Regions from separate parts of the Homo sapiens genome. Here region 1 is linked to region 2. A link is an interaction called in ENCODE POLR2A ChIA-PET data of the cell type or tissue named here. Cell type or tissue: PC-9. All regions are shown on one strand. Each heading gives the region's core, and the rest is flanking DNA. Links, peaks and the distances in the headings are about the cores only.

The links. ChIA-PET counts read pairs that join two places held together with the same protein. Peaks named below come from ENCODE experiments on the same cell type or tissue, not always from the same donor. Only the 100,000 strongest peaks of a DNase experiment are listed, where the experiment ranks them.
Region 1: POLR2A ChIA-PET joins it to region 2 with 18 read pairs; 5 of 35 experiments call an interaction of 5 or more read pairs at or near these places.

Annotation. Positions count from the first base shown.
Region 1 is chr12:53,252,115-53,260,440 of GRCh38, reverse strand. SLC61A1 (solute carrier family 61 member 1) reads right to left here. Exons shown (of 2, transcript NM_032889.5): 1 at 8,173-8,326; 2 at 6,035-7,623. The coding sequence starts at 7,605. The coding sequence ends at 6,253. Among named protein-coding and RNA genes, the nearest start is that of SLC61A1, 4.2 kb to the right of the region's middle. RefSeq lists enhancers at 3,996-4,195, 7,829-8,326 and silencers at 8,024-8,073, 8,084-8,326. In PC-9, for the core only: a CTCF peak has its summit at 8,013; a DNase peak (open chromatin) is centred at 7,770; H3K4me3 peaks cover 1,124 bases; H3K27ac peaks cover 552 bases.
Region 2 is chr12:53,113,338-53,121,663 of GRCh38, reverse strand. SOAT2 (sterol O-acyltransferase 2) reads right to left here. Exons shown (of 15, transcript NM_003578.4): 6 at 6,010-6,274; 7 at 5,498-5,567; 8 at 3,230-3,314; 9 at 2,729-2,774; 10 at 2,411-2,540; 11 at 781-878; 12 at 263-361. LOC124902936 (a long non-coding RNA gene) reads left to right here and starts at 6,133. Exons shown (of 3, transcript XR_007063315.1): 1 at 6,133-6,365; 2 at 8,058-8,326. In PC-9, for the core only: no CTCF peak of the experiment used is centred there; no DNase peak of the experiment used is centred there.

The DNA of each region.
Region 1 (8,326 bases), core at 191-8,190, 140 kb before region 2:
CTGGGTCACATAGTGAGACCATCTTCTCTACAAAAAAAAAAAAAAAAAAAAATTAGCTAGGTGTGGTGGTGTGCACCTGTAGTCCCAACTACTCAGAGGTGGGAGGACTGCTTGAGCCCAGGAGGTCGAGGCTGCAGTGAACTGTTATCGTGCCACTGCACTCTAGCCTGGGTGACATAAGACCTTGTCTTAAAACGAAAAAGAAAAAAAATGAATTATTTTCAGAGGCAGCAACAGAAGGCAAAAAAAAAAAAAAAATGCCAAGCACGGTGGTGTTTGAGTAGTCCCAGCCAGTCTGGAGGCTGAGGTGGAGGTGGGAGGATCACTTGAGCTCAGCAGTTGGAGGCCAGCCTGGGTGACATAGCAAGATTCAGTCTCAAGAAAAAGCCGGGCATGGTGGCTCACTCCCGTAACCCCAGCACTTTGGGAGGCCAAGGTGGGCGGCTCACTTGAGATCAGGAGTTTGAGACCAGCCTGGCCAACATGGTGAAACCCCATCTCTACTAAAAATGCAAAAATTAGTCAGGCATGATGGCGCACACCTTGTAGTCCCAGTTACTGGGGAGGCAGAGGTAGGAGAATTGCTTGAATCCAGGAGGCTGAGGCTGCAGTGAGCCAAAATTGTGCCACTGCCCTCCAGCCTGGGTGAAAGAGGGAGGCCCTGTCCCCCCCAAAAAAAAAAAGAAAAAGCCATACTCAGATTTTGAACTGCGCCATGGGTCAGTGGCTTGCTGTTGTTCAAGCGTCAACTATATATTTATATAGCAATACAAATATATGTATTTTAATATACTACTATAACGTAATTAGCACATACTGATATTCACATATGTATATAAAATATGCATTTCTGTATTTGCATTTGACCATTTTACAATGAGACCATATAACTTTATGAAAAAAACAGTTAAAGTAAATGTGAGGTATTTTTATAACATCAGATCTGATCTCAAGCATGACATTTGTTTGTGTTACATTTCCAATCTGTGGTTCTATGGGGAGGTAGTGGCAGCAAATAATAAAAAGGGCAGGAAAACCACAGGATTGGGGTTAGGGGAAGAGCGATAAGGAGAGGACCTAGACTCAGCTGACCATTAGCCGGGAACAGCCCCCTCCCCTCCCAGGGCAGGGACTGAATTTCCAGGAAGAGGTCATCCTCCAGGCCTCAGAACCCTGTACTGTCTTCCTGCCCCAGTCCTCCTGCCTCCTCGTTCATTGGCTCCTGGGTCCCCAGGATGTTTCTCTTTTCTCCTCAGGATCGCTTAAAAGCTCCAGATCAAATAATCATGTTTCCAGCTGGATGGAAATTCAGAAAATCAGGAGCCTCTTAGTGAAAGATGGTGGTTGTATCCAGTCTAACCCCAAGCTGACTTTCCCACTAGAGGAAGAGGAAATGAGTTCAAGTGGAACACATTGACACCCAGCTCAGATGCTCACATATCCCAGAGTAGAAGCCTTCTCAAATAGCTCGATAATTCCATCTGGGCCAGTACTGAGGATAAACGCTGCTGGGAATCCCCCAATCACTAAGATGCATTGGGAAGTTCTACACCCCATTACAGTCCTGTCCACTCATTCCCACACTCAAATCTAGATAGGCTCAGCTGGATTGGAGAAGTTAAAAAATAAAATATAAAAGCAAACACTTATGTAGTGCTTATACTGTGGGCCAAATACTGTTCTAAGCACTTAAGTACAATGACGCATTTAATCCTCACAAGAACCCTTAGGGGTTGAAACTATACTATCCTCCCCATTTCACAGATGAGGAAACTGAGGCACAGAGTTGTGGAGCCAGATTCAAACCAGGCAGTTGGGCTTTTTTTTTTTTTTTTTTTGAGATGGAGTTTCACTCTTGTTGCCCAGGCTGGAGTGCAATGAATGGCATGATGGCATGATCTCGGCTCACTGCAACCTCCGCCTCCAGGGTTCAAGCGATTCTCCTGCTTCAGCCTCCCGAGTAGCTGGGATTACAGGCGCCCACCACCATGCCTGGCTAATTTTTGTATTATCATAGAGACGGGTTTCACCATGTTGGCCAGGCTGGTCTCGACTCCTGACCTCTGGTGATCCACCTGCCTTGGCCTCCCAGAGTGCTGGGATTACAGGAGTGAGCCACTGTGCCCGGCCAGATCCACATTTTTTTTTTCCAGGTGGAGTCTCCCTCTGTCGCCCAGGCTGGAGTGCAGTGGTGCGACCTTGGCTCACTGCAAGCTCCACCTCCCGGGTTCATGCCATTCTTCTCCCTCAGCCTCCCAAGTAGCTGGGACTACAGGCGCCCACCACCACAACTGGCTAATTTTTTGTATTTTTAGTAAAGACAGGGTTTCACCGTGTTAGCCAGGATAGTCTTGATCTCCTGACCTCATGATCCGCCCGCCTTGGCCTCCCAAAGTGCTGGGATTACAGGTGTGAGCCACCGCACCCGGCCCTCAGATCCACATTTTTAATCACTTCCCTATGGGGCCTCTTGGTGGAGCATCATGAGCAGCATTTCGCAGGGAGTATGCACCTGGTGAACCAGTCCCTCATTTGAATAATCTGGATAGATACCCCTAAGTGGATCAGACAGCCAAATACTCCTACTCTCTTGCTGTTCTCCAGGGACAGAGCTTTGGGTGGGGAAGCAGGGCTGGAGGCTAAAAAAACAGGTAAGTGAAGTCCCATGGGACAGAGGCAGCATGTGTCATAGAGGGGGCACTGGGTTGGCAAAAAGAGGCAAGGTTTAGTCTTAGTTTTATCACTCACTTGCTACATGCCCTTAGGCAAGTTATTTGCTTTCTTTAAGTGGATTTTCCTCTTGGGTAAAATAAATAAATAAATAAATAAATAAATAAATAAGGCCAGGTGTGGTGGCTCACGCCTGTAATCCCAGCACTTTGGGAGCCTGAGGCGGGTGGATCACGAGGTCAAGAAATCAAGACCATTCTGGCCAACATGGTGAAATCTCGTCTCTACTAAAAATTAACTGGGTGCGGTGGGGTGTGTCTGTAGTCCCAGCTACGCGGGAGGCTGAGGCAGGAGAATCACTTGAACCTCGGAGCCGAGATGGTGCCACTGCACTCCAGCCTGGCAATACAGCGAGACTCCATCTCAAAAAAATAAATAAATAGGCCGGGCACGGTTGCTCATGCCTGTAATCCCAGCACTTTGGGAGGCCAAGGCGGGTGGATCATGAGGTCAGGAGTTTGAGACCAGCATGGCCAAGATGGTGAAACCCTGTCTCTACTAAAAATACAAAAATTAGCTAGGCGTGGTGGTGCACGCCTGTAGTCCCAGCTACTTGGGAGGCTGAGGCAGAATTGCTTGAACCTGGGAGGTAGAGGTTGTGGTGAGCCGAGATTGTGCCACTGCACTCCAGCCTGGGTGACAAGAGCGAAACTCCATCTTAAAAAATAAAATAAAATAAAATAATAAATAAAAATATCACCAGTACCTAGCGGTAAAACACACGGCATAGCAGGTGCTCAATAAAAAATGTTTAAGGCCAAATGGATAATCTCTAAGATGCCTTCCAGCTCTTAACACGCTGTGAGTCTGACAGGAAAGAACACTCTCCACTCTATTTGCCACCAGCCCCTTTGAAGCAAGCTCATCAGGGACAAAGCTAAAGGAATCTCATTAGTCTCCCCTACCCCTCTATTTCCATATCACTTAGGAATGTGAGGGCCACTAATAATTACTGTCAGGCCAGGTGTGGTGGCTCACACCTGTAATCCCAGCACTTTGGGAGGCTGAGAAGGGAGGATGGCTTGAACCCAGGAGTTTCAGATGAGCCTGGGCAACATAGACCCTTGTCTCTACAAAAATTTTTAAAAAATTAGCTGGGTATGGTGGTGCTGCCTGTAGTCCCTACTACTTGGGAGGCTAAGGTGGGAGGATCGCTTGAGCCCAGGAGGTCGAGGCTGCAGTGAGCCATGATCCTGCCACTACACTCTGGCCTAGGCGACAGAGCGAGACCCTATCTCAAAAACAAAATAAAACAAAAACCGATAATAATGATATTGTCATCCAAAACAACAAATCACCAAGTGTCTCCTGAAAAGCCAGGTGTGAGCTAGCCTGTCTCCTCTCCAGATATGTACTGAGCACAGCCATGGGGAAAGCATCCAATTGTGTGTATATATGCAGGAGATAAAGGTGAGTAAGACTGTTTCCTCTTCCCCTCAAGATCATAGCATGATCTTGAGACGGAACATCTACAAATAACTATAAAGTATATCTAGGTCTAGCCCAACAGGGCAGAAAGAGGAAGTGGAGTTATTGCAAGACTGTCTTTAGTCTTGAGATGATGGGTGGCAGGAGTAGGGGGGTAGTAGAAAAGATGCCTTTTCTTTTTTTTTGTTTTTTGAGACAGTCTCATTCTGTTGCCCAGGCTGGAGTGCAGTGGCGTGTCTCAATTATCACTCACTGCAGCCTCGATCTCCCAGGCTCAATTGATCCTCCCACCTCAGCCTCCCAAGTAACTCAGACCATGGGCACATGCCACTACGCACAGCTAATTTTTGTATTTTTTGTAGAGACGGGGTTTCGCCGTGTTGCCCAGGCTGGTCTCAAACTCCTGGGCCTCCCAAAGTGCTGGGATTACAGGTGTAAGTCACCACACCTGGCTGATATGTGTTTTTCTTACTTAACCTCAACCTCTATTCCCTGAAGCCTGGGTGGGGGAACATGTTTTTTCCTAGTCTGAGTAGGGACCTGAGACCACCACCCATTCCTCCCCTTGGCCTCACCCTGCAGAAGCCCTTCCACCCTGCATTCCACCAGCACCTGCTGATGCTATCTCTCCACACAGGTTGGGACCTGCAGGTCTTGGAACATCCTGCATCTTTCTGAGTAGTCTGGGACCCAAGGAAAGGTCATTAACCCCTTTCCAGAAAGGGTATGTGTCCCCCATGCCCATCTCAAGCACATTCCAGGACACATCCTTGAGCCTACCCTCCTTCCCTCCCCACCCTTCTTAAAGCTGGCTGTGCTTCCCCTGAGAAGCCCAGGTTTTGGTGGGAGGAGGAAAGGCAGATACAATCAGAGGTGAGGCAGGGAGGCACCCACAGAACTGGCTCACTAGTACTGTTTCCTGCCCTGATGGCTCCCTCACCCTCATTCAGGCTGGGTTGGGGACAGTCAGGTACAGATAAGACATCCTAGTCCCTCAGCCATGCACCACTCTGTCCCCTTGGCAGCCTTTCACTTCGGTTTCACACAGGGATACAGGATCTGGTAGACCCAGATGATGTTGGACAAATGGTGCATTCATAGCCACAGAGGCAAAAGGGAGGCAGCAGGCCTGTGCTGAGCTGCAAGCTTACTTTGGTAGGAAGGGCCCTGGCTTTGCCCAAGGAGTGGTCACAGCAGCAGCCCAAGCCCCTGGAATCTTTGCTCAGTGGCCTGGCATATGGGGCATCTACTCCATGTGCTCTGGAGATCATCTTACCCTGGATGTAAGCAAGGGTTCTGCTTGACAACTGGGGGGAGTGCCTGTCCCACAACAGAGGAATGTGGAGGACCTAGAAGCCTCAGGCCCTTCCCACACAGCTCTGCTGAGAGCAATTCCATAGTTCTCAGTTTGAACTGGAGACAGCCTTGGAGAAGTTAGAAACAGAAAACTTTTGCTGATAATCCCACCTCAAAACCTCTAGCTGGGCTGGGCGTGGTGGCTCATGCCTGTAATCCCAACACTTTGGGAGGCCGAGGTGGGTGGATCACCTGAAGTGAGGAGTTCGAGACCAGCCTGGTCAACATGAAACCCCATCTCTATTAAAAATACAAAAATTAGCTGGGCATGGTAGCAGGCACATGTAATCCCAGCTACTTGGGAGGCTGAAGCAGGAGAATTGCTTGAATCCGGGAGGCGGAGGTTGCAGTGAGCCAAGATCGCGCCATTGCACTCCAGCCTGGGCGACAGAGCAAGACTCCGTCTCAAAACAAAAACAAACAAAACAAAACAAAAAAAAACTAAAAAAAAAACCTCTAGCTGCCCACTCACCAGAAACTACTGATAAGGCTACAGGTAAGGATGAGTAAATCAAATCAATGATCATTTAAAAGTGTTTATTTTCTAAATGGGAGTAACACAGAGGGAACTTTTGGCACCTTCTTTCCAGTCCATCACCCCCATCATGTCCTCCCAAACACAAAGCAATGGCAGGAGAAACCACAGGACAGTCACAAAGTCAGTCACAGAGAGATCTGTACAATCCCGGATAGCTGGAATTCAAGAGTCTGTCCCAGCTATCTTGTCCTGGAGTGGGGTTACAGCTCAGGGGCATAGGGCTCCTCAGTAGGTGAAGGTACCCGCAGCTCAGCATCATGCCTTACCACGGTGAAGAGTCCCACCACTGCCAGCAGAGCCATCACCATGACAGCAGAGCAAATGCTGAACATATTCCGAGTGCCTGTTTTTCGATCACTGTCATGGAGGACAAGGAGCCCTAGGCAAGCCAGTGAGTGCAGAGGTACCCGGAACCAGTTGAGTACACCAGCCTGCTCTGTCTCAGGGATCACCTTTCTCCGTAGGAAGCTCATGCTGGGAAAGTATAATCCACAAGCCAACTCAATAAGTAGAAAGGCTATGAAGGACTCCACCGGACTCTCCTGGCCTGGGCTGGTAGAGAAAGTCAACATGAAGAGAGAGAAGACGACGATGAGCACAGCAAGGGACAGCAGGTGCATGGGCTGAAGGTGGTACCTCTTGGAGGTGGCGATACGGTACAGGGAAGAGCCAAGCAGGCTGGCTGCCATGAAGCTGGAGAAGATAATGCCCAGAGGGGCCCCGTGTGGGTCCAGCACAGGTGTCCAGAGGAAGACAAAGATGAAGATGACACTCTCAAATAGAGCTTGTATGGTGCCCAACAGCAGCACGCGGCGGTCCGACAGGAGGCAGCGCAGGCCTCCAGCACAGGTCCTTGAGAAGGCACGCTGCCGGTCATAGTTCTCCCCCCAGTTTCGAAGGGCCAAGGCCCCTGCCAGAGCCAGGAGAGGGATGGCAGCCACAAAGGGCGCTACAGGCCCCAGCCCTATCCAGCTGGCTACAGCCTCAGCTGCCACACCTGCCACTACAGCCAGCACATGGTTCCAGAAGGCAGCTCGAGCAAAGGTAGCTGGGATCCACTCAGCAGGGAAGTCATGCCGTTCCACGTGCTCATGGATATACCAGGCCTCGAAGGCTGAGAAGAGCAGGGCTGTGGACAGCCCACCAAGTGCTCGCCCCACTAGCAGCACAAAGTAGTCTTGAGAGAGTTTGGTTAAGCAGCATAGTGAGTAAGTCAGGGAGAAGAGGACACAAGAATTCTTGCGACCCAGCCAATCCACAAGGGAGGAGGCCACTAGGCCAAAGAGGACTGTAGAGGCAAGGCCACAGACATAGAGGATGGCAATTTGACCTTCCAGGAAGTAGTAATGCTGGTAGAGTTTATAGAGGTAGGGGGCCTGAAGCCAATCAGCTGCCAGGGCCAGGAAGTAGACCTGATAGAAGTCCAGTTGAAACCGAAGGAAGGAGGGATTGCTGCAGGCCCTTCCAGGGGGTTTAGCCCGGCATCTTGACAGTTCCAGCCCCAGGCAGGAGGCCAGGAGGCCTACAAAAGCAAGGTAGGCAGTCACCAGCATGGTGGGCCCCCGGACGACCTGGGAAGAGAGGTGGGAGTCAGAGCCATATCCATCCTTCGGGCAGCACGGTCAAGGGGCTGTCTTAAGCAGATGGCAGCTCCACCCAACCCCGCTGCCAACTCCACTCCCCAAGATCTCAGACCGGAGGGACCAGTTGGGTGGGTGGGAGGAGTGGCCACGCCAAAGCTGTCTCCTAGGACACTGTGGGGCAGGGAGGGGTAAGAAGACAGGGGAGAGGACTGGGCACTCAACCCATCCTTGCCTGTGAAGAGGGAGTCCCTTTCAATAATCCCGCTCCCGCAAATTCTACTGCCCTTTCCCACAGCAGCTCCCGTACACTTCCTTCTATTACCTCCCGTCCTCGCTGCGGAGCCTCTTTTTGCCCTCAGTGTCTCATCCTCTGTCCCGGGCATCCCTCCCACCCGCGCAGGCCTCTCGAGTTGCTTCAGGGTCATGCGTGTGCATCTCAGAGGCCCACTCCTCCAGGTCACTGGCACCCCACTGCGCCCCCTAGCCCCTGCCCAGCCCTGCCACATCCACTTGCACCTCGCCCAGACTCCGCCTCACCTGCTGCCCCGGTCTGCGGGGACGCCCCGGACACGTCCGGCTCCAGGCCGCCAGGCCACCCTCCCCGCTGTGGCTCCGGCTCCGGCTCGGGTTCCAGCAGCGCTCCCGCCCCTCACAGCCTGCTTCCGGGAGCCGGGCAGGCCTCTGGCCGCCG
Region 2 (8,326 bases), core at 299-8,298:
GTTCCTTAGAAGGCTAAGGTGGGAAACAATGCCCTGTGGACAGGGTGGAATTAAGGATAAAGATGGAAGAAAGTTAAGATTGCAAGGACTTTCTACCCATTGGGTTGGGTAAAATGAGAAAATGAGGACAGATGAAATCAAAACGGCCCTTAGGCCCTTAGGTGAGTGGTGTAGTTGCCACACTGTAGCAGGAGGGAAGGAGAGGGAAGGAAGGAGAGCCCCTATTAACTGTGAGAGCTGAAGGGGTCTGCAGGGCCCATACCCGCAGCCCATCCTGATACACGTAGCTGTACAGCCAGTCATGGACCACCACGTTCCAAGTGCGGTAGTAGTTGGAGAAGGACGTTGAGTTCCACCAGTCCTGGAGAAGGTGGGGTCAGAGTGGGGGAAAGGAGGTAAGCAAGCATCTGGGTTCCGGCTCCTCCCCACTGCTCCCTCTGCCTGCACCCTATCCCAGTGTTCCAGAAGGGCTGGCTCCTGGCAGAACAGGGACAGCAGACACTCTCCCACCTCCCTCCTCAGGTCACGGAGGCCCTGTCCTCCCTCCTACTCCCTCTCTCAGGAGAAGATTCTGTAGTACCATGCACACAAAAGCAGTTAGCCCTGGCTTGTCAGGAGGTGGAGGGGTGGCATTATAAGCACATCCAGAGGACTGCATTTCTTATTATGGGAGGTGAACAGCATGGCTGAAGTGACACCCAACCTGGCTACCATCTTCCCCAGATCCCTCCCTAACCCTCCCTATCTCCAGCTTCCAACTGGCCTAGGTCCAGGCCCCACCCGGTAGAACATCCTGTCTCCAAATCGTAGCATCTCGGCAAAGGCGTTGAGCCAGCAATGGAGGAAGGCAAAGAAGATGAGCAGCAGCATGAAGATGCCTGGTGGTTGGGGACAAGAGGCTGCAGGTCAGGCTGGCCCACATGGACCCACAGGCAGCCCTGATCTGGGTTCTGAGGAGCCCCTGCCCAGAAACCAGGGCCCCAACTCTTACCATTCATTTATTGGTAATTCACAAATTTATGCATTCCTTTTTTTTTTTTTTTTTGAGACAGGCTGGACTGCAGTGGTGTGATCATAGCTCGCTGCAGCCTCAAACTCCTGGACTCAAGTGATCCTCCCACCTCAGCCTCCCAAGTAACTGGAACTACAGACATGAGCCACCACTCCCAGCTAATTTTTTTTATTATTATTATTTTTTTGAGACGGAGTCTCTCTCTCCCAGTCTGGAGTGCAGTGGCACGATCTCAGCTCACTGCAAGCTCCGCCTCCTGGGTTCATGCCATTCTCCTGCCTCAGCCTCCCGAGTAGCTGGGACTACAGACGCCCGCCACCACGCCCGGCTAATTTTTTGTATTTTTGGTAGAGATGGGGTTTCACCGTGTTAGCCAGGATGGTCTTGATCTCCTGACCTCGTGATCCACCCACCTTAGCCTCCCAAAGTGCTGGGATTACAGGTGTGAGCCACCATGCCTGGCTATTTTTAAGTTTTTTGTAGAGATGAGATCTCACTATATTGTCCAGTCTAGTCTCGAACTCCTGGCCTCAAGCGGTCCTCCTCCTTTGGCCTCCCAAAGTGTTGTGATTACAGGTGTGAGCCACTGTGCCTGGCCTCATGCATTCATTTATTCATCCATTTGTTCATGTACATTTACTTGGCATCACTTTGTGCCAGATGTTGGTGATAGAGATGAATCTCAAAGGGCCATTGGGAGTTCACAGAGTAATTGAAGTGAGACACACACAGAGACAGAGACAGAAAGATGTCCAACCATGTGTCCAGGGCAAATGTAATGGGAGCTAAGTATGGTGGCATTGATGTGCCTGTGAGTACAGAGAAACAGGTGGGTCATAGTAATTGATGGCTACAAAAGGAAGGCTTCCCACAGGAGGGGGCATCTCAACCATGGGCCTCCAAGAAGCAACTAGATTCCATGGCTGAAAATTAGGAAAGGGTATTTCAAGCTGAGGGGCCAGTATGGGCAAAGGCCTGGAGGCATGGAAGCACATATCTTCCCCCAGATAGGCTGGGGCTGTGTGGGAAGGAGCCTTGGATGCCACATCAAGGGTTCATATCTGATCCAAAAGTGCCAGCATTGACTTATCACTAGAGTTTTTGAAGGAGGGTAGGGAATGATTAGTTGCAGTAGGAAAGTTCACCTGGGCAGCAGTGTTAGGGGTAGATGGGAAAGGAAAGATCTGGGTGCCAGGGAGATGGGTTAGGAGGCTGATGTGGAGGGGGAGCAGATGGTCTGAACTGAGACCATGGCAATGGCCCTGATAGGAGGGGACAGATGTGAGGAGAGACTCAGAAGGAGAACGTGTTGAAACTGAGGGAAGGTAACTAGCAAGGCCTTCCCTGATTAGCCTTCCCCAGGGCACAGCTGCTCTAGCCCTACCTTAGTTGGCTCACCTGGCAACGTGGCATGCAGGATAGAGAGCACCAGGGCACGGGTGCTGAAGGGCTCTCGGCTCATGTTGGCAAAGACAGGAACACAGAGGCGGCCCAGGATGAAGCAGGCATAGAGCACACATCCCAGGGCCTGGAGGGGGCATGGGGACACATAACTGGAGAGGGATGCTGGCAGCTGCCGGTGGCATTGACCTCTGGCCCAGCACTGGCCTTCTCTTCCCTTGGCATCACCCTCCCACTGCCTCCCCAGGCCTCCCAGAAATGTCCCCTCTCCACCACCATGAGTCACAGGTCCACCCTTCTACCCTATCTTCTCACCTGGGCAAAGTTCTTGGCCACATAATTCCACCTGACATAGGGCGTCCTGCAGCGGCAATGGGGACAATATGTTTCTCATTCTTTCATGTTGTTCTCTGTTCAGCCTGGGCACGGGTTCTGGGGCCCTCTCTCCTCAGTTCCCTTAATTGCTTAGGCCTGGGAGGATTATCTAGGGTGGTGGGGTCTAGGATACTCTGAACTTTCCATAACAGAGATAACAAGTGGGTTTTAAGCATGGATGTCAACAAGGGTGTGTAGGATGGGTAGGATTATCAAGACAGTCCTGGGTAAACCAGGAAAGTGGGTTGCCCTAGTGTCATCATAGGCCGGGCAAGGAGACAGGGTAGTCTACCAGTCACCTATTTCCCATCTTTATTATGAGATGCTTCCTGAGAAAGTGGCCAGTGCCTGAGGTGAGCCTGAGGACCTCAGGGAGGGGAGAGTAGAAGGGTAAGTTTCCTGATGGGCCTGGGCATTTGGGGAAGGAGTGCAGGGTCTTACCTAGGGTAAGTCTCCCTGTAGATGAGTGTTGGGCAGAAGAGGAAGTAGAGGTAGCTGGAGAAACTGGGGGCCTGGATCCCCTCACCTGGGGAGGAATGAGAGGGGTGGATTAGTAAGGGCAAGGGCAGAGGGCAGAGGTGAGGGGGCTGCTGGGGAAGGGTGGTGGGATTGGTGAGTGGAGAAATGGATAGGGTGGGGGTGGGGGATAAGCAAGGAGCTGGACGTAGGACCTGGATGCGGGCTAGGGGAGCTAAGCTGGGCAGGAGCGGAACTGGCTCTTTAACACCATCTCTTCTGCTGTCATTTCAGGCACCCTATCTTCCAGTGCAGGGCCTGCTGTGGCCAGAGCTTCATTTGGTACCCACACGTTCGACAACCCATTCTCCTTCCCCTTCTGTCTGGACTTCCTAATACAGGCACATCTTATTTTACTGCACTTCCCAGATATTGCCTCTTTTACAAATTGAAAGTTTGTGGCAACCCTGCAAGAGACAAGGCTATCAGTGCCACTTTTTCCAACGGCAAGTGCTCACTTCATGCCACTGTGTCACATTTTGGCAATTCCTGAAATATTTCTTTCTTCTTATTATTATATGTGGTATGGTGCACAGGCATAGAGCACACAGCCCAGGGCCTGGAGGGGGTGTGGGGATACATAACTGGAGAGGGACACTGGCAGCTGCCGGTGGCATTGGACCTCTGGCCCAGCACTGGCCTCCTCTTCCCTTGGCACCACCCTCCCACTGCCTCCCCAGGCCTCCCAGAAACGTCCCCTCTCCACCACCATGAGTCACAGGTCCACCCTTCTACCCCAACTTCTCACCTCGGCAAAAATCACTGTGACCAGTGATTTTTAATGTTACAATTGTAATTGTTTTAGGGCATCATGAAATACACCCAAATAAGAGAGCAAACTTAACTGACAAATTCTGTGTGTGTTCTGACTACTCTGCTGACCGGCCATTCTCCCATCTCTTCTGTTCTCCTCGAGCTTTCCTATTCGCTGAGATACAACGATATTGAAATTAGGGGCCAGCCTCAATGGCTCACTCCTGTAATCCCAACACTTTGGGAGGCCAAGGCAGGAGGATTGCTTAAGCCCAGGAGTTCAAGACCAGCCTGGGCAACATAGCAAGACCCTGTCTCTAAAAAAAAAAAAAAAAAAAAAAAAATTGGCCGGGCGCGGTGGCTCATGCCTGTAATCCCAGCACTTTGGGAGGCTGAGGTGGGTGGATCACTGGAGGTCAGGAGTTCGAGACCACCCTGGCCAACATGGTGAAACCCTGTCTCTACTAAAAGTACAAAAAAGTTAGCTGGGTGTGGTGACACACACCTATAATCCCAGCTACTCAGGAGGCTGAGGCAGGAGAATCGCTTGAACCCAGAAGGTGGAGGCTGCAGTGAGCCAAGATCGTGCCACTGCACTCCAGCCTGGGAAACAGGGCAAGACTCCATCTCAAAAAAAAAAAAAAAAATTTGAAATTGGGCCAATTAATAACGTTGAAATGGTCTTTAAGTGTTCAAGTGAGTGAAAGAAAGAGTTGCATGTCTCTCACTTTTTTTTTTTGAGATGGGATCTCAGTCTGTTGCCCAGGCTGGAGTACAGTGACATAGTCATGGCTCACTGCAGCCTTCACCTCCCGGACTCAAGTAATCTTCTCACCTCAGCCTTCCACACAGCTGGGACCACAGGCATTAGCCACCACACCTGGCTAATTTTAAAAAGTTTTTTGAAGTGAGACCCCATCTCACTACGTTGCTCAGGCTGGTCTTGAACTCCTGGGCTCAAACGATCCTCCTGTCTCAGTGTCCCAGAGTGCTGGGATTACCTGTGTGAGCCACTGTGCTCAGCCTGCAGCTGGTGACTTTAAGGGCTCTTGTTAAGGGCTAATGCAGCTGGTGACTTTAAGTTGGAGCCAGTGCCAACTTGTCATTCCAAAAATTTTAGGGCCCTTAAGAATGATGCTAAATATACTCTGCCTGTGCTCTATAAATGGAATAACAAAGCCTGGGTGACAGGCTGGGCCTGGAAATAGGAAATAGGAAAGTGCCAGAAGTCCTGGGTAACAGAGGTGCCATCTGTCAGAGGCAGGGGCTGAGAATGCCTAATGATGAAGGCCCACAGAGCCCAGCTGGATGCCAGGGCTGTGCCTGGTGGGCAACCCGGGCTTAGGAAGGCAGGGACTTTTATCAGGATCCTGCACCTGCTGGCTTCATTCAGTCAGCCAAGAGGACTGAGTTCACAACCGGGCAAGATGAAGGCCTCACCTCGTCTGGCACGAAGGGTCCCAGGCACAGCCTCTCTCAGGAAGGAGTAGCTTTTCATCAGGAACCTAACCTGTGGCAGAATGGAAGGGGAGGAAAAGTTGCTGTGTGGCTTTAAGCAAATCGCTTAACCTCTCTGTGCTCTGGGTTACCTCTGAGAGGCAGGCAGAGTGTAAGATCTGTCTGGTCAGAGCCCATACTTTTTCTTTTTGTTGGATGGCCGTATAGCCTAACATATGCTGGGATGAATGAAGGCTGCTAGGATAAGAGGCCAGAGCGGAGTCTTCCGGTCAACCTCCTGTGATGGCGGTGTCACAGTGTTTGCCTTCCAGCCTGCAGGTTCCCCAAATCCCTCGTAATGGACTCCACCCCCGGTAACTAGCTCCGCCCCTGCCAATGCCTTCTCCAGCGCCTCCCTCTCGTGGGCCCCGCCCCCTCTTTGGGGGACTCCCCCTCTGCTGAGATGGCCCCACCAGCTGGTTCCTTCCTGTCCGTCAGCAGGGCTCGGCCCTCACCTGCTCGAAGACCAGGACACAACGGGAGGCCGGCGGGAGCTGATGCTCCACGGCCACGTGGACCGGCAGCGCGCAGAGCACCACGGCGTGGGCGGCTAGCAGCGCACAGCCCAGGCCCGTCGCCTGCGTCCAGGTGCCCCTGGCCCACAGCCGTAGGGCCTGGTACGGCGCCAACAGGGTGGACAGAAACATGGGCACCCAGGTCACCAGCGCCAATGGCAGCTGTCCGAAGCTGAAGATCAGTAGGTCAAACTCCAGCAGCAGCCTTGGAGTGGGGAAGGAGAGACAAAGTAGACAAGTGAAGCCCATTCTTGTCCCCTTCCTCTTCAGTCTGAGCTCCTGGAAGATGAACTGAGGTATCTTGATCAGGTTGTGAGCTCCCCATCTCTGGAGGTGTTCAAGACGGCACCTCTGTGGCACAGGGCGTTGCTCCAGGAGACTCAGTCATGGCATGAGTTTGATTCTAAATGACCTTGAGAGCCCTCTCTGATTTCATGGTGTTGGTAAGGGCTCAGTACTCTATATACAACACATGTTAGGATATGAGGTAACTAGACTGACTTTCCTTAGTTTTATTCCTTTGGAGCGTCTGTTGTTGTAGATTGGAGGTAATAGGATGCCGGTTGTTCAGTGTTTTGTTAGCCTAGGTTAATAGTGTATGGTTTGTTAAGGGGAAAAACTGAAAACAACCTAAGTGTCCATTAGTAAAGGACTAAGTGAACAAATCTGGCACCTCCATATTCTTCAGTCCTTCAAACCAATGGACTAACATGAAAAGATCCCTAAAATAAATTGTTAGGGAGTAAAATCAAATTACAAAATAATAGGTACAGTTTCTTGTTTACGTGAAACCTCCACAATGTACCTATCTTTGGTACTGAATGTCAATGCATGGAAAATGCTCTGGGTGGAAACTCAGAAACTGTTTTTTTTAGAGACAGAGTCTCGCTCTGTCACCCAGGCTGGAGTGCAGTGGCACAATTTCTGCTCACTGCAACCTCCGCCTCCCGGGTTCAAACAATTATCCTGCTTCAGCCTCCTGAATAGCTGGGACTACAGGCTTGCACCACCACGACTGGCTAATTTTTTTTTTTTCAGTAGAGACAGGGTTTCACCATATTGGCCAGACTGGTCTTGAATTGCTGACCTCAAGTGATCCGCCTGCCTCGGCCTCCCAAAGTGCTGGGATTACAGGCGTGAGCCACTGCACCCAGCCAGAAACTGTTTAAAATCCTCCGAGAGCAGTGTGGGATTGAAGGAGGCGGTCAAGAAGGACCTCCTTTACACAAAAACATGTATTTGAGCTTTTTACTGAGATTTTATCATTTTTAGTTTTTTTAATTTATTTTTTTCTTATGCAAACCTAGCAGTAGATTTTGTCCTTTTAATACTTGTATAACTAACAACAAAAATTTTACCAAAAGGCAGTGCTGTTGCTGAGCCTGTGGATCCTTGGAGCTGTTTTTTTCATTGCTTCCCAAGCCCAACATAGGGAGAGGGGATGTGGCAGGCCAGGTTTCACTAATACAGGCCTCCATAACAACTGTTTCAGTACTGATAGAGTGGTTAAGTTAAATATTAAAAGCCAGTGCCCTTATACAAAGGCCAGAATGTAACAAAAGCCCACCAAGAGTTTTGCCTAGGCCTTTCCTGAACCTCAAAGCATGATTAAACAAGTTTTATTGGGGGTCTGAAGAAACTCCCCAGGCCTCCACAAATGAGTTTATTGGGATTCTGAAGGAACTCCCCAAACCTCTGTGATTTAGCAGGAGATAAGAGAAGGGTAATCACCCCAGCACCTGGACCCATTTAGATTAAGTAAACTTACTGAGGCTCCAGAAGAAGGTCTTCAAGACTCAGACCTTAGTTATAGATTAAAAGAAGTTAATCACTTATGTCTTTAGATGAATGCACACCTACACATAGACATAGAGCTTAGAAGGTATATAAGCTCTGGAAAACTTTATAATTTTTAATTGGCCTGGTGATAATTTCCAGGCCTTCTCCCTGTAACTGGTTACAGAAATAAAAACTCTCTTCCTCCCCAGTTCATCTGCATCTCGTTACTGGGCCTCAAGAAATAGCAGCCCAACCTTCAGTTTGACCTGGGAACAAAACGTGGCAAGCCAGCCAGGAGAGACCGGGATGGTGCTGTGTTCAGCCACCAGTGGCTTGCGATGAGACAGTCTTCAGGAGGGTCCAAGCAGCTGCCCGTGAGATTTTTCCTGGGGACCCTCCCGAGGGCTGTCCCGTGTGCAAAACTGCACGTCCCTTTCACTACTGGGGAAGAACAGAGATCAGAAGCAGACACGCTCAA